Regions from separate parts of the Homo sapiens genome. Here regions 1 and 2 are each linked to region 3. A link is a loop called in an ENCODE intact Hi-C map of the cell type or tissue named here. Cell type or tissue: mammary epithelial cell. All regions are shown on one strand. Each heading gives the region's core, and the rest is flanking DNA. Links, peaks and the distances in the headings are about the cores only. Region 1 overlaps AP4E1 (adaptor related protein complex 4 subunit epsilon 1). Region 2 overlaps MIR4713HG (MIR4713 host gene). Region 3 overlaps MIR4713HG (MIR4713 host gene).

Region 1 (5,000 bases), core at 1-5,000, 250 kb before region 3:
CCTTGCTACAGAAACCTTATAGTTCCTGTTGTTTCATTTCCTTTGTTTAGCTTTTCATTGTTATGCTTTTCTCTATATCTGTATTGATAGAGCTTATAACTTACATTGATTATATCAGTGGTAGAGTATTTGCTAGCAATCCTGATATAGGTATTTTACTGCTTAAGAATGTTAATTTTAATTGTAAGCTTCATAAGGGCAGGGACTGTGTCTCTCTTATTAACCAGCATATCTCAGTAGCTGGTACTGTGTTAATGAGTAATATGCTTTAATTGAATTAAAGGAAGAAGAAGTTATTTACTTTATCAGTTATCTAAGTGGGTTTCAGTATTAGTACTTTCTATATTTTATTTTTATGGAAGCTCTATTATTACAATTTAGTGTCTAATCAAGAAATAAATTACATTAAAGACATCTATTGAATATCTGCTATGTGCCAGGCATTGTATAAAGTGGTGTATAGGATATGAAGAAGTATAATATATGACCTTTGTCTTTAAGAAATTCACAATATAGTGGAAAGATAACTTGTTCATGAAAGCTTAATACCAGTGTAAGGCAGAATGTGAAGGGATGGTTCAGGGAAATAAGTATTGTAGGAGTTCCGAGGAAGTAGAGATCATTAAGGGCCTGAGGGCACAGATAGGGATTTACTGATGTGATAGGACCCTGAAAGGTAGATAAGATTTAGATAGGCAGAAGGGAGATTGAAGGGGCTTTTAGGTGGAGGGAACATGAGAGAAGGTGTAGACATGGGGCTATTTAAAAACAGTTTCAGAGACAATGTCTCACCAGTCTGAAAGGATAATTTATGGTGGGGAGCAGTGGAAGGGCGGTATTGTGGAGGACCTGTCACAACAGCCAAATGAGTTTGGATTTGTAAATCCGGAGGTATGGAAGGTTTTTGGATAAGGTACTGATAACATGAGAATATCATTTTTAGTAAATTAGTAAATTGAGAAAATTATATAAAATGGAGTACAAGGGACAAAAGCCATCAAAAGTAGGTAGATAGAAGTACTTTTCCGTTTTTTTTCTCACTAATTTCACCTAAAACCCTTGGATACTATGTATAAGAAACATAAGACTCAGGAAGGTGGAGAACAAGTCAGGCTGGTTAGAGACCTCAGGACACAAGGAAAGAAACAGACACGGTGGTGTGTACCCTGGGTTTTCTTTTTGCCTCGGGTACCCCAGACTGGGTACTGAAGAGCCAGCAGTCTGGAAATGCCAACAGACGCAGACAAAAACACCCCCAGAAAAGCCTGCCCTCTCTCACCAAAGGACCAAGAAGAAAAGGGAAATTAGCAAGGTAGAAAACTTTTAGATGATAACCCCTCTATTCCTTCCAAGCATAGGAAAAAACTGTGGACCCATCCCCTCCAGCAAAGGCTGAGGAAAAAGCCAAGATTTCCATCATCACCAGGTATAATGACATGCCCCAACACACCCTCCCTAACCCCCCACTAGAGTGGTGACAGAAGCCCAAGAGACAGCTGGAATTTCATTGATGCCAGGTGATAAGGAAGGCCCCTTCCTTACGCTGTCAGAGGTGACTTGGGAAGTCTGGATTTTTCCCATCTGGAAGTAGGGAGTAAAGAGGTAATTTTCCCCTCTTTGTGGCCAGGGTTCGGAGGCGTGGGTGTTAGAGAAAGCCTGGTGGACAGTCAGAACTTCCACTCCTGATCAGCGATAATGAGGCCACTCCCTCATAGTGTCACTGGAGGCCACAAAGGAAGCAGTAATGAGGTACCCCTCTCTCTCCCAGGCAGGGTAGAATCAGTTGATACTCCCTCCAACAATAACCAGGAGCCTCTCCATCCCCAGGTATCAAAGGAGACAGAGTAGAGAGCCTGGATTCCATTCCCATTGGGTGATACCTCCTCTCTCCTGCCAGAATAATGTCAGTAGATACTTATTTAACTTAATTAAAGTGAGAGTAAACTCTATTCTGAGGGATAAGGTGTCAGAAGAACTTCACATTTTGTTTGAGCATACATAATCCAACCCAAAATATCTATGATGAAACTGCAGTGTCATAAATGGTGGAACATTATTAATTTTTAATTTAGTAATTTATGCTTTATAGCATTTTAATTAGTACCAAGAGAGTAACCAAGAGTACTGAAGAGTAACCAAGTTCCATGTTGTATTTTTAAGTTTAGAAACCCTCAGTTGTGGCCGGGCAAGGTGGCTCATGCCTGTAATCCCAGCACTTTGGGAGGCTGAGTTGGGCAGATCACTTGAGGTTAGGAGTTCAAAACCAGCCTGGCCAACATGGTGAAACCCTGTCTCTACTAAAAATACAAAAATTAGCTGGCCATGATGGTGCACGCTTGTACTGCCAGCTACTTGGGAGGCCAAGGCAGGAGAATCACTTGAACCTGGGGGGTGGAGGTTGCAGACTGCATCTCAAAAAAAAAAAAAGAAATTCTCAGTTGTATTTTACTTCACCACCACAGAGAGGAGACAGCAGAGTGGCTGCTCTTTCAATTATGAACTTATACTTAGATATTTGTAGAGTTGGAGAATAAAATGACTTAGCTCTGGGTGAGAAAATAATTTAAAAATCAATTTAATTCATTTTCAGCTCAATTATGCCTAAGGAAACTAAAAATAAGTGCTGTTTTTGAACTATTATTTTTTTTCCCATGTTGGCACCCCAGAAACTTTATGAGCATCTGAATATAAACGTTTAAATTTTGGATGGGTAATGGCAGGCTTTTGTTAGTAAAACAATTTAATAGCAAGAGAGTTCTTAATGGTAGGAAGCCGTAATGAAAAATGTGTCAGTTATGTTGGAAAATGGAATATCATCATTTGAAATCTTAGGACTGTCATGGTAGTTCACAGTTCAGCAAACTTTTTCTGAAAAGAGGGCCAGATAGTAAATATTTTAGGCTTTGCAGGTCATGGAGGTTTCTGTCGCATATTCTCCTTTGCTTTTTGTTTTGTTTTTTACAGCCTTTTAAAAATGTAAAAATCTTTCTTTAGTTCACAGGCCTATAAAAATAGGCTGAAGGCTGGATTTAGTGGCATTTTAAAAATAGGCTGAAGGCTGGATTTAGTGGCAGTTTCTCCATTCCTGCCTTATCTTATTAGTCAATTGACTAAGGTTCTCTTTGTTTAGTTTGTCTAGTTCATGAATCATAAAGCGAACTTTTTTCACAGCACAGAGTAAAGACATTTTATAGCATAGCATCTGAATATACAAAGTCTCTTTAGGTTCAGCCAACTTACTCTGTAGTTTTCATTTAAAGTCAGTTCCTTTCTTAAAGAAAAATTAATATATCTGATTTTTTTTCTGTCTCTGTTATAGAAGAGGTTTAAAATTTTTTTTTGTCTTTTCTTTCCTTGTAAATTTGAGAAAAAGACAGAGGTTTATAGAAGTTTTTTCCACAAAATTTATTTGTGCATTAATCGATAGGCAACATAGTGTAAAACATAGCTAGCTGAATATTCAGAATATATTTTGTACATAAAGAGAATGTCGGGTTATATTTTAAGCTTTTGGAAATAGAGAAGGAGTGATTGTATCAGGACACTTGATATACTTCAACTTGTACTAGAACAGTTTTTAAGTGTTGATTCTGTACCTTCACTGTGTCACACTTCTGATACTATGATTCCATAGAACACATAAGACTTAATGTCCTTTCAGTGATTTTTCTTTATCATGGCAAAGCTCCAACCGCATGACTCATGCTTTTTCAAATAATTTGAAAAAAACTTTAGTGTCCATTTTGATCATTCACTTTGATCATCTGTCATAGTGATGAGACTTTCGAATGTATCAGAAAATAAAATTTGAATGCTATCAAGATGTCCAGTAGATTATTTTATGTGCTTTGAGGTTATTTTAAAGAATAGTTTGAAGATTTATGAGTAGGGACTGTATCTTTGAAATAAATACTGGATCATCCTATAAAATGATTATGTTGAAATAAACTACATACGCAATTTTGGCACGTAAATGGTCGAAACTATTTGAGAATAAACCATTTTAAAGCATTAAAGGAACGTGGGAAATATCTTTTTATATAGGAATAATGAATCTGTTATTGATGTTTCCATTAGAATGTGAACTCCTTGAGGGCAGGATGTTTTTTTCCATCTGTTTTGTTCACTGCTATATTCATAGTACTGAAACCATGCCTGGCACATGGGAGGTGTTCAGTAAATACTTGTTCCATTAATAAATGCATAATTATTACCAGTAAATATAATTTTTTGAACATTGTATTGTGGTAACCTAATCCTAGTAACTGGGTAAGCCTGAAAGTAGTAGCGTTTGTTTCTGTGAAAAGTCCATAAATAAGATTTCTGACTAAAATGGACTTTCCAATTAGTTTTATTACAAGTTCTACACAAATACATTGTTTTGTTATACCTTACCATGATACCTGCCATTTTTATGTTTCTTTTTCTAGCTATTTTGTTTGAATGTGTGCATACAGTCTATTCTATTTATCCTAAATCGGAATTACTTGAGAAGGCTGCCAAGTGCATTGGAAAATTTGTTCTGTCACCTAAAATAAATCTAAAATATTTAGGTAAGATGATTGGTTCTTTTGACAGAAATTACAGAGATAGCTTTTGAAATTTGCTGTGTATTTGTTTCAATTCACTTTGTATAATGTGTCTTTGTTTCTAGGACTGAAGGCTCTTACCTATGTTATCCAACAGGATCCTACTCTGGCTCTTCAACACCAGATGACAATAATTGAATGTTTAGATCATCCTGATCCCATTATTAAAAGAGAGGTAAACTGGTATTTTGAATAGTATATGTGAAGTGTTAAAATTTTTAAAAATTTTGTTGGCATTGTGTAGAGAGATTAAAGTGGTGGGCAGTGTGTATGTTTGCTCGTGTGTATATTTTAACTTTTGGGTGTATTTAATCCTTTTTTTGTTTTCTATTTTGAGACAGAATCTCACTCTGTCACCCAGGCTGTAGTGCAGTGGCATGATCTCAACTCACTGCAACTTCCACCTCCTGG
Region 2 (10,723 bases), core at 3,185-8,184, 60 kb before region 3:
AGTGTGGCCAGACTGTAGGGTGTGGAGTGGCAGTGGAGGGGCCCTGGGTCTTGAGGGATTTGGGGTTTGTGCTAAAGGCTCCACATGTAACCCTAAAGGCAAAGGTGAGCTGCTGAGTGGTTCCAGTGGGATCCATGAGAACAGATCTGGATTTTAAACAAAGGAGAACAGATCTGGATTTTAAACAAAGGCTAGCCAGCTCGTGTTGCAAATGGCTGATGAGGTTTTGGCAGAGGTTTGGTGTGTATGGAAGGGCACCTTATCCCACACGTTCCTGACTCTGATTCCTGACACTCATGCCCACCTCAGGCTTGCTGACCATTTGGCCTGGAGGCCATACAAGAGTTTTGGCTTTGTTTATCCATCTCACCCCTCCCCTTAGGAGGAAGAGGGTTTTCCACAGTCATGGGGTGGTGGTGGAAGTGGAAGAGGGGCCAGACATGAACAAGGTGATTCGCATGAAAGCACTCTTTAAACCAGAAGCCTTTCATTCAAATCTGGTTGTAGAGTCAGCTAGACCTGGGTGCACTTTTGTTTTTTAAAGCAGCTTTATTGATATCATTTCCATACCATAAAGTTCACCTGTTTAAAGTGTGTAATTCAGTGGTTTTTTTGTATGCCCACATTGCACAAGCATAACCGTAAACTAATTTTAGAACATTTTCATCATCTTCAATGAAACCCCATACCTGGAGGCACATTCTGCCTCCACCCTTCCACAACTTTGTAACTATGGGCAGCTTAGCCTTTCTGAGCCTCAGTTTCCTCGTCTTGTAGGAACAACATGTTACTGGGAACAGTATCATACAATTTTATGGGCTTATTTAAAGATTGAATGAGAGAGCAAATAATACTTTTAACACAGTGCCTGGCACGGGGTAGGCCCTCAATACACTTCATTTTCCTGAATTAATGTTGGCAGTTGCTTTTCTGTGGATTAGTCAGGAATCCCCCTGAGCAGTTATTCATGAGTCAATGTCACTGCATCCAAACCTCATCTGGAGAGCTCATAGTCCTTATGCATTTACACACACACACAGACACACACGCTAACACACCACACCTCCCACATGCATGCACAAAAATGTTAATACAAGACAGATAACTAAGCAAGCTTTGAGAGAAGTTCTGGAATTATCCTATGCTTGTAAAGCTAACTGCTCTTTAAATATATCTATCTGTATCTGTATCTATATATCTCATGTAATGAATGTCTATAATTTGCATTTTGAAGTGAAAGGGCTTAGTGTCTGATGGCGTCCAGCAGAGCTATCACAGGCAAAATTGTAAATTAGGCAAGGTTGTATTTTAGGTTAATATATATTTAGGTAATATTTAGTTAAATAGTTCAAGGTTATGTTATTATCCTTGAGTTAATAATTTCTTGGGCCAGTCCCATGCACCAGGTTTAGGATGAAATATTTTACATGTATCTTTATCTTTGCCTTGACCCTGAAAGCTAGGTAGGTATTCCTATCACAATGCAGGAATTATTATCACTTCCATTTTGTAGGAGAGGGGAAAGGAGGCCTAGAGAAATTAAGTTACTTACCCCAGGGCACACCTGAGGAAGTGGAGAAGACTGGGTATGGGCTCAGAACCTCCCACACAATACTGGGCTAACCCAGCTTCAGTTTAGGCTATTTCCAGGTGTCGCTAGGAATCTACTTTTAGGAGGCAGGTTAGGTTACTCCCAGAGTTGCTTCCATTGTGGCAGGGGCTGCCACTTTAATATCCTAAGCAATACTCTCCAATCCTGGGATGCAGCAGAATAACCCCAGGGAGCTTTAATAAGATCGAGATTTCCTGGCTCCACTCCAGACTGCTTGCAGCAGAATTTTCTAGGGTGGATCTTAGAATCTGTACTTGTAAACAGCTCCCCAGAAACCATTTTACACGGAAAATATAGAGGCTATAAAATGCAGGCATACAAGAAAATATAAACATTTTACAATTTAAATTTTACTGCAAGCACAGTCATTACACAAATGACAGTTGGCGGAAACAGTTGTAACACATATGGCAGGTGGTGGGTGTGTTAGTTAGATTGGCTCTGTTGTACATATAAACCCATTACACCCTATGGTTTAGCACAATAGAATTGAATTTCTCACTCATATCAAGTCCATGATGGGTGATCCTGTTTGGCAGGCAGCCCTCCTCCAGGCAGAGATTCAGGAACCTGGGCTCTTTCTATTGTGTGCACCGCCATCTTTAATATGTGGCTTCCAAGATCCTTGTGGAAGGGAAATTAGTAGGTAGGCTCACAAGTGGGTAGTTTTGTGGGCCAGGCCTGGAAGGGTAATACTCCACTTCCACCCATGCTTCACTGACTAGAACTGAGACTATGGATATGCACAAGCGCAAGAGAGGCTGGGACATGTGGTCTGGCTGCTCCTATGAGGACAAAGAAACAGTTTAGGTCAACCACTAGCCAGTCTCTACCCCTCAAAAGTTAACATCTTACAAACTGATAAGAAAAAGGCAAAAAAATTCAATTGAAAATGGGCAAAGGATAAGGGCAGGCCTCTCAACAGAAGCACAAATTCAAATGACGAATGAACATTAAAAGATGCTCAAGTTCATTGGTAGGGAAATGCAAGAAAAGTAACAATGGGCTATCAATTTCCACCTGTCAGGTTGACAGAAGTTAAAGGATGATAACACCTACTACTGGTGGGAGGCAGGAGAGAGTTTACTTATGCACTATTGGTAGAAATGGAGATTGCTACCACATTGTGGAAAGCCATCTGGCATTAGCAATTGAAATTAAAAATGCATGTTCTTTCAACCTGGCAATTCCATTCCAGGGAATCTCTCTGATGGAATAAAAGCAGTATGTATGGATAAATAGGTCCTCAGATAGTTATTGCAACATTATGCATAGTGACAAAAATAGAACCTAAAGTTCCCTTCAAAAGGGGAATAATGTAGTGAATTGTAATTATCACCATTATGGAATATTTTAGTTTTTAAAAAGGTGACTAAGAAGTATTCCCATGAGATATTATTAAATGAGGAAATCAGGAGCCAGAGAAATGTATATTATTCCTTTTTTGAAAATGATACATCAAGGGGTAATCTCTATTGTCTTTTTAAACTTTTGTCATCATCATCTTCATCATCATCATTCGTCTATATCTGTCTATATATCTATGTATGTTGATAAGCGTAGAGAAGGTTGTTAACACTGGTGACCTGGACCAAGTTGTGTGGATGAAAGGAAACAGAGGAGGAACAAGACAGTAACCAAGGTCGCCTTCCCACCAATACTGTTTTTAAAGAGGTAGCAATGAAAAAAACAGCTTGTGTGATAAGACATCATAAAAGCTATATATATATATATATATATATATACATATATATATATGTATATATATATATATATATACATATATATATATACCCATGTGACCTTGGACCCGTTACTTCACCTGGCTGGGCCTGTTGCAAGGAAGGGAGATGATTCCTGTGGATTATATATATATATATATAAAATACATACATATATAAATATATATTATATATGAATATATAAAATATATATTCATAATGAAATGCATGGATTTAGGTCATCAATGTATCAATAATGGTAATCTCAGGGTAGGATTTCAGGTGATTTTTTTCTTCCTTTTCTCTTTATATATTGTTTAAAATTTTAGAATAAATATAAACAGATGGAAAAACAGTGAGTTTTTCATGATATAAAAAAAATTAAAAGCTTCCTGAATGATTCTGATAGCAACCAGGCTTCATCACTGGGGTTTGACTTAGGAAGTTCAAAAAATGGAATTTCAAGCATTGGATAGCAGAGTGGTAGAAAACCATTTCTGAGTGAGGGTTCTTGCTGGGAGCCCAGAAGCCACTCTTCATGAATCACTTCCTGCAGGGGACTGGGAAACGTGAGGAATGATTCCTAAGAGGTATCAGTTAGTTTGGGCTTCAGGTGCCAACTCTTAGCATCTGAAAGTTCTAGGTTGGGGATGGCATCTGGTGGAGAAGTTGGTGGGAGGAAAGCAGTGATGCTTGAGGGGTGGGGCAGGAGTTGAATCTGGGCTCTGCCACTCACTACCCATGTGACCTTGGACCCGTTACTTCACCTGCCTGGGCCTGTTGCAAGGAAGGGAGATGATGCCTGTGGATGCTAGGGGTGGCCCGGTCAGCTTTGTGTGTTTATCAGCTTGTTGGAAATATCAGGGTCATAGTCCTGGTGAAAGCCGTTGCTCAGCTCAGTGGGCAATTGGAGGAGCAAGAAGCATCATCAAGGTGAGAAGTGGGGGCTGTCTCTTGAGGAGAGGGGCTGGGGCAAGCCTGGGCTTGAGAGGCCCTAGTCTCCCATCTCTCTTGACCTCTAGACCCAGCTTCTTGTCCTTTTCCTCCCCCATGCTTTTGGTAAATTCTTGTGAGTTGGCATTAGGTGAGTGTTATCAACTGAATGTTTATGTCTTCCTCAAATTCATATATTGAAGCCCTGGGTCACAGTGTAGTTGCATTTGGAGATGGAGTCTCTGAGGAGGTAATTAATGTTAAATGAGGTCATAAGGGTTGGACCCTGATCCAATAGGATTACTGTCCTTGTAAGAAGAGACAACAGAGAGCTCTCTCTCTCTGTGTGCACACACCAAGGAAAGGCCATGTGAAGATGTAGTGAGAAGGAAGCCCTCTGTAAACCAGGAAGAGAGCCCTCACCAGAAACTAAGCCCTGTTGGACCTTGATCTGGGACTTTCCAGCCTCCAGAACTGTGAGAAGTAAATTTCTGTTGTTTAAGCCATGCCATTTTTTTATGGCAGCCTGAGCAGACTAATACAGTGACGCGTTCATTGTAAATAGTAAAATTCCTTTATTTCATTGACTACCAACAATCTGCTGCTCAAGACAGGCATAGAACCCATGACCCTCAAAATGCTCTGCGTCCAGCAGGGAGACAGATGAGTAAACAGAAATGAATGCTCTGCCGGACAGAGGAAGTACAGGATGGTCCCGGAGAAAAGAGAATGGGTTAGACACCCAGTGCATGTGACTCAAGATTTGCTAACTAGGGCTCCTAAGTATGTTTTCTTTGGCCCCAACAGTGTTTAAATAATTGGGAAACAGAACATAAAAATCTAGGTTTCTATTTTTGCTTGAAAAATCAGTTTCTGGTTGCACTGGGCCTGCATTGCCACATGGAAGCCACTGGATGGCGCAAAGGAGCAGCTGCCACCTTCAGAGACACTGTGAGCTCTCAGTTCAGCAGTGTTCCCACTGCTCCCTAATGTTTCCTTGCTCAGCCTGATGCCCTCACTTATGCCACCTGCCATTTGAGATTCCTGATGTAAACTGTTGCTTTTTTTTTAAGAGCTCGCATATGTGCCCAATTAATTGTAGATTTCCTTCTCTATGTTAGTCAGTGAACCAGGTTAACTCAAAGTACGTCCAAAGCTATGATGCCGACACTATGAAGGTCATTTGGCACCATGTTGTACCAGAGACTCTGGAAATTTCAGAGCTGGGAGGGACTTTGGGAATCACACAGTCTAAGCATCTCATTTCCCAATGTGGAAACAGAAACCCAGAGAGGTGAATTCCCCCGCCCCAGGCCACACATCTGGATAGTGGGTAGCAGAGCCAGGAGAAGAACTCTAGTTCTCTGAACCTTGTCTGCTGCTTTCTGCTCTGAAAAATTGCTTTTTTCCTCCTATTATCTTTGTAGAAAAAGAAAAGTAGCAGTTTGCCACGTAGATTTGGGAAAATGTTGTCATGTGATATTTAATCCATGTTCAGGCACTTTTCTTCACACTGTCAGAGGAATTATCAAAAGAAAATTATTGGAAAGTATTAGTCGTGTATTATGGTTTCCAAGCTCGCAAGCACAGATGTCCACTGGCAAAATTGAAATGAAATTGGAATAAATTAAAACCCATTTTGTTTTCCAGCCCCTGGTAATAAAAAATTCTTGCTGCAGATGAGTGATCGAGCCCAGTCTCCTCCCCCTTATTATTAAACAAAAGCAGAACACAATAAAAATAGAAATGAATGCAGAAATCTGCTCCGGTTTCCTCTTTTGTGTACCAATGTTTTTGTTGGTCAAATCACATTATGAAGCGTCCATTACAATGGCTTATCTTTAGAGGCCCCAAAGTAACTAGTGAGGATGTGAAAGATGGTCTGTTGTAAAGCAGGATTATGATAGCCCCATCTCTTTGGGTCGCTTCATCCCCAAATTTGTGGTGGGAAGATTAATTAAGCATGAAATCCACTAAGGAATCAACAAGATGAGAAGCTGTGTCATGTGGTGGGTAAAACTATGGGTTTGACGCCAGACTTTCTGGGTTCAAATCCCAGCTCTGTTATTGGCTGGAAGTCTGACTTTGGGCAAGGTACTTAACTTGTTGGTTCCTCATTGGTGAGGTAAAGATGATGATCCTGGTCCTTGCCTTCCAGAGTATTTTGAGGACTCAGAACACCAAGTCCCAGTGTCTGGCTTCATAACTGTTATCTGGACCTTTGTGGCAAGTGACAAAAACTCTCCCTTTGACCAGACTTTAGTGAGGCTCCTATGAGCCTCTTCTCAACTGGGCCTTGACCTTGGACTTCTTTGTCTGTGTCTGTCCTTGCCCAGTCAAGTTTTAGTAAGAATCCTGCCAAGTCAGTTTAGGGAGAATCCCCCATGCTTGATATCTGATCACATTAGTTTGTGTTTAGCAAGAATCCTGTTAAGTTGATTTCACAAGAATCTCCTATCCTTGATGTCTTCTCTTAGCAACTTTCCATATCCACTAACCCTCTCACTCTGTTCTTGGCTGACAATCCCACTTGTCCTTGAATTTGAAGTTGAACCTGATCTCTCACACCTATTGCAATACTCCATTGCAATAGTCCTGAATAAAGTCTTCCTTATTGTTTTAGCAAGTGTTAGAATATGATTTTCTTTAACACAGAGAAGAGGGTCTTGTTGAGACTGAGGACCCAGGTGAGTTTGGGGGAGTTACTGAGGACCTGGTGGGAATTTTGTTTTTAGTATGATGAGAGTGAGCAGAAAACAGGTGTGAGCAATTGGGGCTGACTGCTGGCTGTCCCTCACAGGATATCTGCAACCTGATTGGGGTCACTGTGGGCCCAGAGTCTCACCCCATTTTCACACATTCAGAGGTTTGATTCATCAGAGTACTCAGGAGTCAAGGAGGTGTTAGAGTGCAGTGTATGAATCTCACAAAAATCCCTGTTTCACATACACTTGAATTCTGAGTATTCTTCTTAGTAGCTATGGGAGCTTGGCCAGTTCATTTAATTTCTAACTCTCAATTTTTCTATCTCTAAATTAGAAATAACAAAATCTTCCTTTCAGGCGTTCTGATGATTTACCACAACATGGGTTGAAAGCCTCAAATAGCTAAGCAGCTAATAAATAGTCATTATTCATTGGGCTCTGGATAACCTCATCTAATCATTAAACTCACAAGCTAAACTATGATGTGAATTAGTTAATTCACAGGAAGTGAAACACTGTCCAGGTACCAGAGACCTTGTGACTGCATTCCACCCAGGCTTTTGCTTTTCTCATCACATATCTTGGGATGCTGGATCACCAATCCAAGGCTGCACACTGAGCTGGGAGCACATGCAGCAAGGTGACCACAGTGTGGGCATCTTGCCCACACCCCACGCTCACTGTACATGCCTGAGGGCTGCCTACTGCAAATACCTGCGACTCTGCCCTGGAGCTTCTTTCTGGCCATGGGAACACCCTCTGCCCACACAAGGAACAATCTGGAAGCACCTTAGAGTTATTGCCCTTAGAGGCGGCCCCCAGCCAACTAACCAATTAACCCCCTAGGTTAGCATAACTCTGAGCTTCAGTTGTCCACTGTAACTTGCTTGATAACAAGCCCCTTATTGACTTCTTTCCCCTCCCTGTCCCTTTCTCCTCCCTATTTCCCCATGCCCCTATCTATGTTGTCTGAGGTCATCTCCCAAATAAAGTACTTGCACTTGAATCCTTGCCTCAAGGACTGCTTCAGTCTAACACAAAGGGTGATGATCCTATAGGTGTTCCAAGTCGTGGTGCAACGTCTGCGGTGGGCCTACACTTCCTTTGGTATGACATCATACCAGCTTCATGTAAGAGGGTAATGACGGTCTCCTTGAAGGAGACTCAGCAGATATCCATGTGCTGTCTCCAAGGCATGGGCTGTGCAGCCGTCAACGATGTGTTCCATCTTCTACCTGCTGCGTCAAGCTTGCCTGTCAGCACTTTCTCCCATTGTCCTGAGGTTCTGAGGTTCTCTTTCAAGGGGTTAATGGCTCTTGCATTAATGAGCACAGATTTCCTGAACTTGGAAGGGGCTAAGCTGGGGGATTTGGGACCTGAGGGTGTTTGAGTCAAGGAAAAGTTACTGAGGACTTTACTTGACTGGACACGCAAGGGAATCTTTGAGAATTGTGTTGAGGTAAGAAATCCAGCATGAGAGTGGAAAGGTGATCTTTGCTTCCTAAAAAGAGTGTTGAGCTGTGGAGAGCTGAGGCAAGAAAGGGAATTTATTTTGTTGAACCCAGGCAGTGTTCGGGTCTCCACCTTCACTTGCATTTAATTTTCACACAGAGCCTGTGGGCAGGCGTTAGTTCCCAATTTCACGAATGAAGGACTGGAGTCAGATGGTTAAATGACTGTCCATGGCCAACTGGCTCGTCTGTGCTGAAGCTGGGGTTGGGGCCTGGAGCCTGTTCCCTTCCCCTCTGAACTCCTGGATTCAAATGATCCTCCTGCCTCGGCCTCCCAAAGTGCTGGGATTACTGTCAGGAGCCCCTGTGCCCAGCCTGAGTGACCTCTCCTGCTTGTATTCTGTGATGTCTTGGGGCTTGCTCTCAGCTGGCTGCCAGCCAACTTACCCAGGCGGCGGGGCTGCATGTCAGCTTGGTGTGGTCAGAAGGGCAGCCTGGCTGCAGAGCTTAGGAGGTCAGCCTTACTCTCATCTGTGCAGGCCCCCTTCTCAGAGGTCAGAACACAGGTGCACTGAGGCTTAGAGGAGTAGGGGCTCAGGTGGAGAACCATGAAAGGGTGCTGCATGGGGTCGGTAGCCCGAGTGCCATCAGACGTTGAAGCTGCTTTAGGGAAGCCTGGGGCTCACCCAGCAGGCCCTCCAGAGGCTAGAAGTCCCTCCTGCTTATCCCAACCAGGCCACCTGGACTTGCCTGTACCCTCTTCTCACACTGTCCCTATAGCCATTCCTCTAAGGACCAGCCTTCTTCATTCTCCCACAGGACCCACATCTCCTGCTCACTTTGCCCATTTATGAAAATGAAAGTACAGTGTCACCTGAGAGTGACACGTGAGCCCTCTCCAGGTTTCAGCACAGCCCTAGGACCAGGGGGCTCTGTCACATGCCAATAACATGAGTGTGTGGGTAATAGTGTCTTTGCCTGTTGTTGCCAAATGCATATTCCTTCATACCCACATATCTGCTTTGATGAGGTCTCCAAAAATGTTTGCATCCTATATTTTAGGATGCAGGGAACCTGTGTGTGGGGGCAGTGTTGGGGGAAGGCCACTCCTTGGTTTTCCCTGTGGAGCTATAAGATGTGAGCCCCTCTAGACTCCAGGATTGGCCATAGCCCAGGCTCTAATTTCAAGAAGATACTGGGCTTCAGACCCATCTGTAGGATAGCCCCAGTGGATACCCCTGAAAACATGTTCCTTAACACCTTAAAGCTTATTTCTCTTAGCTTTGAATCCTTATGATCCCTCTTCGTAACCAGTGTCAAGCAGAGTATTTGGCATGTAGTAGGAGCTTAATAAGTGTATGTGGAACAAATGAGGTTTGGATGACTGTTAAATGTTTCAGTCATGTTTACCATAATGTAAAGGAGTATTCAATTTATTCCAGAAAATATGCAGGTGGCAAGGCTGGACAGGGTGACCGAAGAGAACCCCTGTCAGTTTGGGAGTTGGTCTGTGTCAGACTCTACTTACCCCTCCAATCAGGGATGCCAGCTGCACATGACTTAGCTTTTAGCTAGTGTCAGGAGCCCATACAAGACAGCCATAAGTGGCCCAGCTCAGAAGTTCAGGGGAGAAGGAGGTCCCCACCCTGCTGGTCTCTCAGTCACTCTGGGATCTTCTGAGGAGTCTGTACATAGTCCAGGCATCACTTTCCAGGTCGCTGCTGCTTCCCCTCCTGTAAGCAGCCTCAGAAATGGGATGGCTGCTGTCACTGGTCTCACAGGGCCTCCCAGGAAACTGGAAGGTCTGTGGATGTTTCCCTGGTGATGTGACACAATCTCTAAGACGGGAAAAATGGTTATTGGGGAACATGAATGTCCCCTGCAGAATCTTGGGTGGCAAAGAGAGGAAGGAGAGCAAGTAGGAGCTTGTTTCACTCTGCCTAAGGAATTTCTTTCTCTCTGTCTTAGAAAGAATGAGGCAAAGGCCGACAATCCCATTAGCTTCAGAAGCTGCAGGGAAAAGATTGCCGTAAAGACCACACTGCTCAGCATGAAGTGGGAATTTGGCAGATGAGGCTGTCAGACACGGAGACCATCAGACCTTGAAGGGACCCTAGAGAGCATCTGTACTGGCCTCCTCATTTCAGATGTGTGTTGCTCAATTTCCAAACAGTTGGGGATTTTCTTATCTTTTTTTTAAAAAACCATTTATTAAGATATAATTCACATAGCATACCATTTACCCATCTAAAATGTACAATTCAATGGTTTTGATGTATTACATTAATTTTTAAAAACTGT
Region 3 (10,723 bases), core at 3,021-8,020:
GTTTTTAAAGCAACAATAGAAACTGGAACATTGCTCCTGGTGGCATTTGCTTTGTTTCTGAGGAAAATCTGAGGGGAAGTTAAGGGGCTTTCGATGTTCATTACCTGCCACTGTTCATGTCTTAGAGAGGGGCCCAGAATCACTGGTGGATAGAGAAAAAGCTGGCCCGGTGCCCGGACACGTGGTAGGGGCCAGAAAGGCTTCTTTTTCATGGGTAATGTGTTCCATTATCCTGGAGACACCAGGAGAGGGCTTTCCAAGAAAGGTTATTGGGATCAGGCCACATGTTGGAATACCCCTCAAAGGATAGTCTCAAAGGTTTCTGAAGACTCCCAAATCCCAGAATCTCATTACTTCTCCCGAAGCCCTTGCCATTCTGTTCCAACTACCACCGTCTCCTGTCTGAGCTACTGTAAGTGGCTGCTGAGTGATTTCCTGCGTCACCCCTGCCCCACTAGACTTCATTGTCCATGAAGTGACCAGAATAGTTCTTTTACCTAAGCCAGCCCGTGTATTTGGTCTGCTCAGGACCACCTTCGAGTCACTCAGCATAGAAGGCCCCTCTGGGTCTGCACCTCCTGCCTCTCTCCAACACGTCTCTAACATGCGTGCCCTCATCCACTTTGGTCCAGCCACAATGGCTTCCTGTTGCTCCTCAAACATGACAAGTGTCCTCTCACCTTAGGGCCTTTGCACCGCTGTTCCCGCCATCCAGAATGTTCTTCTCCCAAAGAGCTGCATGGCTTATTCCCTCACCTCCTTCAGGTTTTACACAAATGCCCCTAAATGAGGCCTTCCCTGACCACCCTAAGTACACTTGCACACTCTACCCCCACCCCTGGCTCTCTGTATCCTTTCTCTCTCTAATTTTCTCTACCAATCTTATCCCTAGCTAACATACTATATGTTTTACTTATTTATGATGTTTAGTATCTAAATGCTCCACTGAAATTATAGCCCTATGGAAGCAGGGATTTTTGCCTGTTTTATTCAGCCTAGAACAGTGCCTGACACATAATAGGCCCTCCATTAATATATGCTAAATGAATAACATGTCTGACCTCTCCTTATCATCAGTCCTACATTTCAACTTCTGGCTGGACAGTGCTGCCCGAGGTCCTGCCAGCATGTCAGATCCACCCTCACATCCTAGCATCTAGGATCAGGCCTCTCAGCCTCCTCCACACACAGTGGGGCTGATTGGCTTAGCCTGGGTTTAAATCCAGCTCCTTGTCACTTCCCAACTAGAAAGACGCAGTAACATGCACCCCCTCATGTGGTTGCCTTTAGCATGTGATAAATGAGGAATGAAACGACAGGACACGCTGCTCCCTGGGCATCCTGCCTGGCAGAGAACAAATGCTTAATAAATGCCAGCCATTACGACTGCCATCACTAGCTACTTCTTCTCTTAAAAGAAATTCCTGTGCAGGCATGGTGGCTCACACCTGTAATCTCAGCACTTTGGGAGGCCAAGGTGGGCGGATTGCTTTAGCCCAGGAGTTCACAACCAGCCTGGTCAACATAGAGAAACCCTGCCTCTACAAAAAATACAAAATTAGCTGGGCCTGCTGGTCCCAGCTACTGAGGAGGCTGAGGTGGGAGAATTGCTTGAGCCCAGGAGGTGGAGGTTGCAGTGAGCCAACATCATGCCACTGTATTCCAGCCTGGGTGACAGAGAGAGACCCTGTCTCAAAAAAAAAAAAAAAAAAAAAAAGAAAGAAAGAAAGAAAGAAAGAAAGAAAGAAAGAAAGAGATTCCTTATGCATCTTTGTTCCTGTGGTTAAGAATTGTAAAATACTTACTTTTTGCTTTGGTAAATTAATGATAACTTGACTTATTTTTAGTTTCGTTCTATACTTCACCTTGGGAGGGTTACAATGTGTTTTTTAGGTCATGGGAAAATAATAATGATGAATAGTGCTCTGTTGATCAAAAAACCCAAGAGCCACAAGCACTTACTCAATGCATCCTCCACCAGAAGCTGCAGTCTCTCGTGGACAATAACAATGAAAATAGCTGCCATTTATCACATGTTCAGGGCAGAGGTGGTACCAAGAGCCTCACGTATATCACCTTACTTAATTTTCACACTGCCCTTTCCCAACCCAGGAAATAGGTACTGTGGTATCACTGACATTTTAAAGAGGAAGAAATGAAACTTGGGGAATTTGTTAATTTGCCCAGACCACAGAACTAGAAAAGGGACCTAGTTCCCTTTCCTAGGAGAACCTCTATTAATATATGCTAAATGAATAACATATTTGACCTCTCCTTAGCATCAGCCCTACATTTCAACTTCTGGCTGGACAGTGCTGCCTGGAGGTCCTGCCAGCACGTCAGATCCACCCTCACATCCTAGCATCTAGGATCAGGCCTCTCAGCCTGCTCCACACACAGTGGGGCTGATTGGCTTAGCCTGGGTTTAAATCCCAGCTCCTTGTCACTTCCCAGCTAGAAAGAGGCAGTAACATGCACCCCCTCATACGGTTGCCTTTAGCATGTGATAAATGAGGAATGAAATGACAGGACATGCTGCTCCCTGGGCATCCTGCCTGGCAAAGAACAAATGCTTAATAAATGCCAGCCATTACGACTGCCATCACTAGCTACTTCTTCTCTTAAAAGAAATTCCTGTACAGGCGTGATGGGACAGGGAAAGAAGAACCTAAACCTCAGTCCTTCAGGATCCTGTGTTTGCGCCTCCCCAGTTAGCCACATTGTTTTCTTTTTTTGCACCACCAAATTCCAGCAATCCAGTTTGGTCCCTCAGCCCCTGGGCAGCCCATGATGGGGCCCGCAGCTCTGGCCTTGCCACAATCCTTCCCTGCTCACTGTTTATTGCCTTTGGGCCAGGCAGAGTTCCTTCCAAAATCCACTCTGCCTTCCGCTGTCCATGCCAACCCTGGCCAGGAAGCGGAGGACAAGGCCAACCTGGGCCCTGGCCTCACGCCTGCCCTATGAGGTCCACTGGGCCTCCTGCCAGCAGATCATGGTACAGTGAAGAGGGGGCCTTCCTCAGGAAACCCAGGGGCCACGCATCTGAACCTGACCTCTTCCCATGTGATAGAGGATAGTCTTTTTAAATAAGTAAAATCATGGTTCTCATGGAAATGTACAATGAACACATATCAAAGATTTTATTTAACTCCCTAGTTGAACGAGGGAACTGGTAAGATGTTACAACTGGTTCAAAGAAGTCAAAACAACTGCAAGTTTATATGGCGTAAAGAAATGTTGAAACAATTTTATGTATATATTTGAAACTTGCTTTATTATTGGGAGGGGGCACAGAAACCAAAACGTTCTGCTGTGAGATTCAGCCACATTGTTGTATGTAGTTGAAGTTTGTCATTCTCATTGCTGTCTCAAAATACAATGTATTCACCCATTCTGCAATTGGCAGACATTGGGGGCAGTTTCCAATGTATGGTTCCAGCACATACCTTTTGGCCAACAGAGGTGCACATTTTTATGGGGTCTTCTTAGTCTTTAAAAGAAAAGTGGTCAGTTGTTTGGCCAAGACATTTTCTTGACCCAGGCTTAACAGATGAATCAGCCTGTTATCTCCTTTGCCATAATCAGCAATTTTTCTTTTGTACTTTCTCTTCCTTGAAGTGCACCATTCCATCTGCAGGATTCTTCAACATTGCTGAGCAAGGCCAGTGGCTGTCCTGTTATATTTTTAACATATGCAGGTGACTTATTTACATCCTGGCTACAGACTGGCTCAGGGGTGAGGGGACGAAAGCAGCTGCCCGAGCTGGCCGGTGAACCTGGACACTCAGCTGTCCAGCCAGCTGACGCTGTGACTTTCTCCCTTCAGACACTCAGTTGTGTTTTTCCACTCCGGAAACAGTGATTTCTACCCCCTGCCCTTCTCTGTCTCTTGATGGGAAATCTATCGCTAGTTGGCCTCGCTGTCCCTTGCTCTGCTCCTGAAATGGATACTAAAAGCAACTTATTTCTGAACCTGTGCTTTTCAGCTCACACTTCCACATCGTCCCTTTCTTTTGTCCCTTTCTTTTCTTCTCTGCCCGCATGATGGGCTGGCCCTTGGCAAGGTCTTTACTTTCACTGTGTTTTCTTTCTTTCCCCAGAGTCTCCGATCCTGTCTTTCTCAGAGGTGTTTTCATTGTTGCTGTTTCTCCTCCGTCTCTCATCCCCTCAGGCCTCGTTAGTCACTTCCTTACCTGTAAATATTTTTTTTTTTTTTTTTTTTTTTTTTTTGCCGGTGGTTGGGGGGGAGGTGGGGGAGGGGGGTTAGTGGACTTCCTTTCCCCAAAGTGCTCCGCTCTGACTCCCATCAGTAAGGCAGCAAGCCCAGACCCGTTAGTGGCCTTCCTTTCCCCAAAGTGCTCCGCTCTGACTCCCATCAGTAAGGCAGCAAGCCCAGACCCCGGCATGGAGCAGGTCAGGCAAGAGATGTATGCAGTGACTTAATAAATAAAATAGAATGGAATACGAGAACCAACAGAAAAGAAGCATGTAGAGCCGCTGGTCCTGAGGATCAAAAGAGCAGCAAAGATAGGCCTTCAGCTTTGGTGCTGAGCTTCCTCATAACAGGGGCAATCAAAGAAATAAGAGATTACAGTGTTGATAATAGATAAATGATAGAAAATAATTGTAACATTTTTGAAGGAGCGTCTTATTAATTTTTCTGTCTTCTAAACGCTTGTTTGGGTCAGGGCCTTAAGCATAGTAGATGCTCAATAAATACTTGTTTAAAGGATGAGTTAAAAGTAAAATCACGTATTATTGCTGGCTAATATGTATTGAGTACTTACTACATAGCAGGAAATTTCTAATTTGTTTCACCCAACAACCCCAGTAGGTGGGCACTATGGTTCTCCGCTTTTTCAAATGTGGAAACCACAGAGTAACTTCCCCAAGGTCACAGCTCTTCAGCGACCAGGTTATGATGTAAACTCAAGTGCCCGGATTGGAGCCAGCCACTAGGGAATCTGAAATGATGGAGCAAATGAGCATTTAGGGGTATTTTCATTTTACCAGACAGTAATACCAACCTGACTGGCTTTTTACTGCTGGCCCCTGGCAGGCAGCCCAGTTCAGTGAGCAGCCCTGCTAGAAACCAAGGCAGGCAGGCTCCCCTCTACCGGGAGCTGCCCGGCTTCAAAGCCGGTAAACCTTTTCCCTATCTGCCCCCTGCTGGCGGATGTGAGCATAGCAGGGCTCTCTCCCGACTCCTTGCAAGAGCACCCTGGAAAAGAGAGCGAGGCTGAGTGAAACCCCGGCTGCTGCTTGGGCTTCCGTAATTGTAGGGGAGTGGTGAATTGCCATAACCCCAAACTGGGACCTGGGCTCTGACATATAGGAATGTCTTAGGATGGGCTGGTTAAAATTGGTTGCTCTCCTGGCAAAGCTAGTTTGTGTAGTCACTGGATGTGGGGTGGAAACAGTGGGGCTTGGGGGAGGACGGTGGGGAATTAGAGATCATCTTTAAAAGCATTGGAACACCATTCAGGGGGCTCTGGGTTCTTGTCCAAGGGTCACCTACTCCAGCGGCAGGTATCCTGTCTGAAGCTGTGTCCTAATTTGTAAAAGGAGGCATTAGACTACATGACGTCTAATGGTCCTTCGATCTGAAATCTCTACCTGTAAGCTCTTTAAAGATTCCTCTAAGCAGGTCTCCTCGCTGGATCTCACATTCTCTCCCCAAAGGTCTTCCCCAGTGCCCATACCACATCTCCAGCCCTGCTCACCTGCATCCCCCTGTGGCCAGACAACTTGCTAACTCCAGCTGCCCACCCTGACCCCCAACCTGAGCCAGCTTTGTATGAGGTCCCCAGGCCCTGTTCACTAAGAATGGGAATCTTATGGTTCAGAAAGAAACTAGCCTGTGCTTCTTGGTCTTGAGGCCAGTTTGCCTCTCACTTCCTGACAAGTCCAAACCCAGGACAGCTGAGACAGCGAGAGCTATCAAGAAATGAGGGGAAGGGAGCTGCCGGCACTTTCTGTTGAGCAAATGGCTGAAGTTCCCAGAAAAGCTGGAGCGGAGGAACTCTGGGGAGGCACATAAAGTTGTTGTGGTCCAGGAATGGATGCCTGAGGAGCCCAGAAATTCCCAAGGGAAATGTTGTAGGGGTCGGAGTTCCTGTGCCAGCAGGGGTGGGAGGTACAGCCAGCCGTACGTGACTATTGCTATTAATGTGACCTCATGTTCAACCCTGGTGTTTTCTAAAGAAACAAGACTTTCCAGAGAATTTTTGTATTTATTTTGGGGCACCCATATATACACATATATTCAGCCTCAGCAGAGCCTAAGGCAGGGTTCCTGGGGTGAAGGACAAATTATTTTTCTTAGTTTTCAACCCATAGGGACTGACACTTTAAAAAATGCGATAAAAATAAATTATTAGAAAATGAAATGAAGACCACCAAAACTAGTCTCTACTCTTCCTTCCCTTCCCTTTTTCTTTCTTTCTTTCTCCTTCTTTCTTTCTTTCTTTCTCTTTCTTTCCTTCTTTCTTTTCTCTCTGTTTTTCTCTTTCTTTCCCTTTCTCTCTCTCTTTCTTTCTTTCTCTTTCTTTCTTTCTTTCTTTCTCTCTCTCTCTCTCTCTCTCTTTTCTTTTCTTTTTTCTTTCTTTTCGACAGAGTCTTGTTCTGTCACCCAGGCTAGAGTGCAGTGGTGTGATCTCAGCTCACTACAACCTTCACCTCCCAGGTGCAAGCGATTCTCCTGCCTCAGCCTCCCAAGTAACTGGGATTACAGGCATATGCCACCAGTCCAGCTAATTTTGGTACTTTTAGTAGGGTTGGGGCTTCACCATGTTGGCTAGGATGGTCTCAAACTCCTGACCTCAAGTGATCCACCCCTGGCTTGGCCTCCCAAAGTGCTGGGATTAGAGGTGTGAGCCACCATGCCCAGCCTCTACTCTTTTTCATGAGGCAAATCCTCTGGTGATGTGCTTAATGATGTGGCTGTTGTCAAATTGCTGTAAATTTTCTAGACACCGATTTTGTATCTATGTTTATCTCACCAGGAACCCTCAAACAGTTTGCAGACTAGCCCCAGCCTATGGGTACACTTTGAGAAGACCTGGTCTAAGCCACTCTTACTTCTGTATTCTCTGGAGATGAAGGACATCAGTGGGGATAACAATTTTTAACAAATAGACAGTTTCCACAAAGAGGAGAGGAGTATTCATAGCACTTTATTTGTCAACTTTACAAATTACACAGTCACATTAAAGGTACATTTTGTGTGCAGATGACCATGGCATTCTGAGGAATAATTGAGTTTCTCGGCATCACTAGGACTATTGTTTTCCTACTTTAAACTTGGACATGCTTCATGCTTAGGATACCAGACAGTAAAAAGTACGGGAACACTAGCACATTACAAAATTTTTATAAAACTGTACTTTACTCACCCTAAAAGCCCACATCCATGTTACTTTATTGAGAAAAACATGTCCAGAAATGGCCACAAACAGGGGCTGTCTCTTATGGGACAGTAGTCAACTCATCACCTATCTTTCCTATTTTCCACTTATTTTCAGCTTTGAATTTTAATAACTGCATTTCATCCGTTTCTGTTTTGATTTCAGCTACAAAGTGAATTACATTTTTTAAATTAGAAAATAAGGATTTCACATTATATTTAATGTTTTAGGTACATTAGCAATCTGGCTTCAAAATGATCCTCTTGTTTGGAAACACCCTGAAAATATGAAGGAAAAGACAGTCCTAACCCCCTGAATGAAGTGTGATTTTAATGGAATAATATTGGTTTTCAGTAGACATACCAGAACTTCTACGTTAAATTTAGGGATCATACTGTTATTCTAATGATGCTGCCACTGCTTGGAAGAATTTTGGAATGGCTTTTTTTTTTTTTTTTTTTTTGGAATTGCCTTCAGTGGACAATTTTGAAGAGAGATGAATAAGAAATAGTGTTGGGCTGTGCACGGCAGAGGCCACTGGCCTAAAAGGCTCCATGTGAGCCAATGATTTCCTAACTTCCTGTGTTCACAGTGTGCTTCATGCTACTACTGCCTTTATTAAAGTAATCAAGGACCCCAAACACGGCTAAAGACAGTGAAAGTTATGATGAAATTAAAGTGTAGTCACAGTGTAGTTACAACTACATGATGAGGTTGTCTCAGAGGGTTTCCAAAGGCACACATAGTTGTGACTCTATTCATTTAGTCACCTGGGTCACAATTTGAAAAGAGTCCTTGCTGTCCTGATCAGGCTCGCTTTTTTTTTTTTTAATCAAAGACGAAGTTCCTGCATGTCCCCTGGGTGTCCTTGGCATAGCTGCCCTGTGTTCCTGCCCCTTCCTCTTAGGAGTCACAACCCCTAAACACTATACCACATCACACCTCGCACTTAGCTCAACTCCGAAATCATATGTAATAAAATTCATTTCACACGTGGGTCACATGTGGATCAAGTGTGATTGCACCACGGCGAGGGATTTGCGGTACCAGTAGCTGCAGCATAGGAACTGAGCAGCACTAGTCCCAGGTAGCTGGAGACACAGCCTTAGATAGGAGTCTTCCTCAGCATAGCGAACAGGGACACACGTTTCTTTATTGTAAAGCACCAAAATTATAGATACCAGCCAAGCATTAGAGGATTAACTACAACAGAGATATCATCCAGGTACCATGTCCAGCACCCTGGGAAGACAATAATCAACCCTCCTGAAAGAATGTGAGGCCGGGTAGCTGGTGGGAACCTTTGATACACATTAATAAACTTTATCATTACAGTGATATGTAATGATCATATTACATTAATGATTACATTTAATCATTTGAGACTTACGGAAAGAATTGTAGTGGAATCTTTTAGATATGTGTAAACTAACAACATAATTTTAGGATTATACTATGTCAATTCAGGTGTAGGTAAGACAGCCAGTGAAAAATTATGTGAAGCAAATAATTGGAAAACTTTATATATATGTTTCAAAATCTAGCTGAGACCTCCAAGGATAACTGGGCTCCTAAATAATGCCATTTTGCCTTTGATGTTGGGGCAGCCCTGTGGTTTAGGATCTGGCTTCCATGGGTTTGTCTGTGTCGTGCAGACGATCCAGTGGTCTAGAAGTTCTGGCCAACATGCCAAGTCTCTGGCACACATGCTTCAGAGGGTCCTGGTGTGAATCTACTTTAGTTTCTTGTCCCTCCTCTGTCCCATCATGTAACCCACTTTCTTCCTCTCACCTGCTTTCCCTATGTGACATGCCCTCCAGTTTCTTCAGCCCACATCCTCCAGCTTCATCCAGCCATTTTCCCCACCATGGTCATTCCGCATCTGCTGCCCTGTCTAAACCATGGGAAGAGACAAATCTGGAGGAGAGGTAAGGGATGATGGAGGCACAGATCACAGATCTAGGAACTGGGGGTAGAGAGGGGAGAGCCAGTGGCAGAGGGGCCAGAGACAGGAACGGGCAAGAGTGTGAGCTGGGCACTTGAAACAGGGCTTCCTCTCACTTTATAATCTTCCCTGTGCTTCCCAGGGTCTATGCATTTGCACCTGCACCTGCATTTGTGGCCAGGTTCAGGGCACCTTTCCTAATCCATCCCTCAATCACAGCAAAACACCCTCAACTGTTGGCTCCACTTTGTCTCTATAAATGGTACCTCAGTAATATGAACTGAAACAAGTTATTTAAGACCATGGGTTAACAAATAAAGGGTTTTAGCCAGATGATAACAAAATTACTTTGCAGACATATTGCATTTTCCAAGAAACCACACAATATATGTACACCACTCATAAAGAATTTCTTACTTAAAATAAATGTAAATGAACTTGGCTTCTGGGACAACAAACTATTTAGAGCTGTGGTTAATCCCCAGCATTTAAAGGATGTGGGGTAAAAGATGGAGTCCTGACAGTGGCTGTGGGAAGTAGCTTTTCAAGCCCAAGTTGAGGCTACAGGATCAGTTGTTTGGACAAGAGAGACAGAAGCCAGGCTGTGTAGCCAGGTCTGAGGAGTCCAGCTAAGGAAGGCAAGGGTTTGGCTATAACAGGGACATCTCACCAGCTTCTTGCCTAGTCTGGCTGCTGGGCATAGCTACCACTATCTAGATCAGCCTGGGCAACAGGAGACACTGTCTGTACAATTTTTTTTTAAATTAGCTGGACATGGTGACTCGTACCTGTATTTCTAGCTACTTGGGAGGCTGAGGTGGGAGAATAGCTTGAGCCCAGGAGTTTGTGGCTGCAGTGAACTATGACTGCACCACTGCAGTCCAGACTGGGTGTCAGAGCGAGCCCTCGTCTCTTAAAAAAAGAAAAAAGTCAATTTTCAACCACCTCACACCCATCAGGCTGGCTACTATTTAAGAAAACAAAAACAAACAGAAAATTGCACTGTTGGTGGGAATATAAATTGGTATAGCCATTATGGAAAACAGTATGGTAGTTCCTCAAAAAAAAATGAAAAAGAGAATTAGTGTATGATCTGGCAATTCCACTTCTGGCTATATATCTAAAATAACTGAAAGCAGGGACTTGAAGAGATGTTTGTACATGAAAGTTTGTAGCAGCATTATTCACAATAGCCCAAGTGCATATAGACAGATCAATGGATAATAAAATGTAGTATATGTATACAATGAAACATTATTCAGCCTTAAAAAGAAAGGCTATTTGGACACATGTCACAACATGGATGAAACTTGAGGACATTGTGCTAAGTGAAATAAGCCAATAAGGACAAATCCTATGTGATTATACTTAC

The links. Peaks named below come from ENCODE experiments on the same cell type or tissue, not always from the same donor. Only the 100,000 strongest peaks of a DNase experiment are listed, where the experiment ranks them.
Region 1: a loop joins it to region 3, with 13 times the contacts of the local background. A loop is called at or near these places in 2 of 110 quality-filtered maps.
Region 2: it touches region 3 in a loop (10-fold over the local background); 14 of 110 quality-filtered maps call a loop at or near these places.

What each region holds. Positions count from the first base shown.
Region 1 is chr15:50,937,012-50,942,011 of GRCh38, forward strand. AP4E1 (adaptor related protein complex 4 subunit epsilon 1) reads left to right here. Exons shown (of 21, transcript NM_007347.5): 9 at 4,431-4,553; 10 at 4,655-4,764. Among named protein-coding and RNA genes, the nearest start is that of AP4E1, 31 kb to the left of the region's middle. In mammary epithelial cell, for the core only: no CTCF peak of the experiment used is centred there; no DNase peak of the experiment used is centred there.
Region 2 is chr15:51,127,901-51,138,623 of GRCh38, forward strand. The region is part of intron 1 of MIR4713HG (MIR4713 host gene); the gene reads left to right. Among named protein-coding and RNA genes, the nearest start is that of TNFAIP8L3, 38 kb to the left of the region's middle. In mammary epithelial cell, for the core only: a CTCF peak has its summit at 5,175 (motif pointing right); DNase peaks (open chromatin) are centred at 5,071 and 7,621; H3K27ac peaks cover 563 bases.
Region 3 is chr15:51,187,692-51,198,414 of GRCh38, forward strand. The region is part of intron 1 of MIR4713HG (MIR4713 host gene); the gene reads left to right. Among named protein-coding and RNA genes, the nearest start is that of MIR4713, 49 kb to the right of the region's middle. In mammary epithelial cell, for the core only: a CTCF peak has its summit at 5,164 (motif pointing left); DNase peaks (open chromatin) are centred at 4,210 and 5,120; H3K27ac peaks cover 749 bases.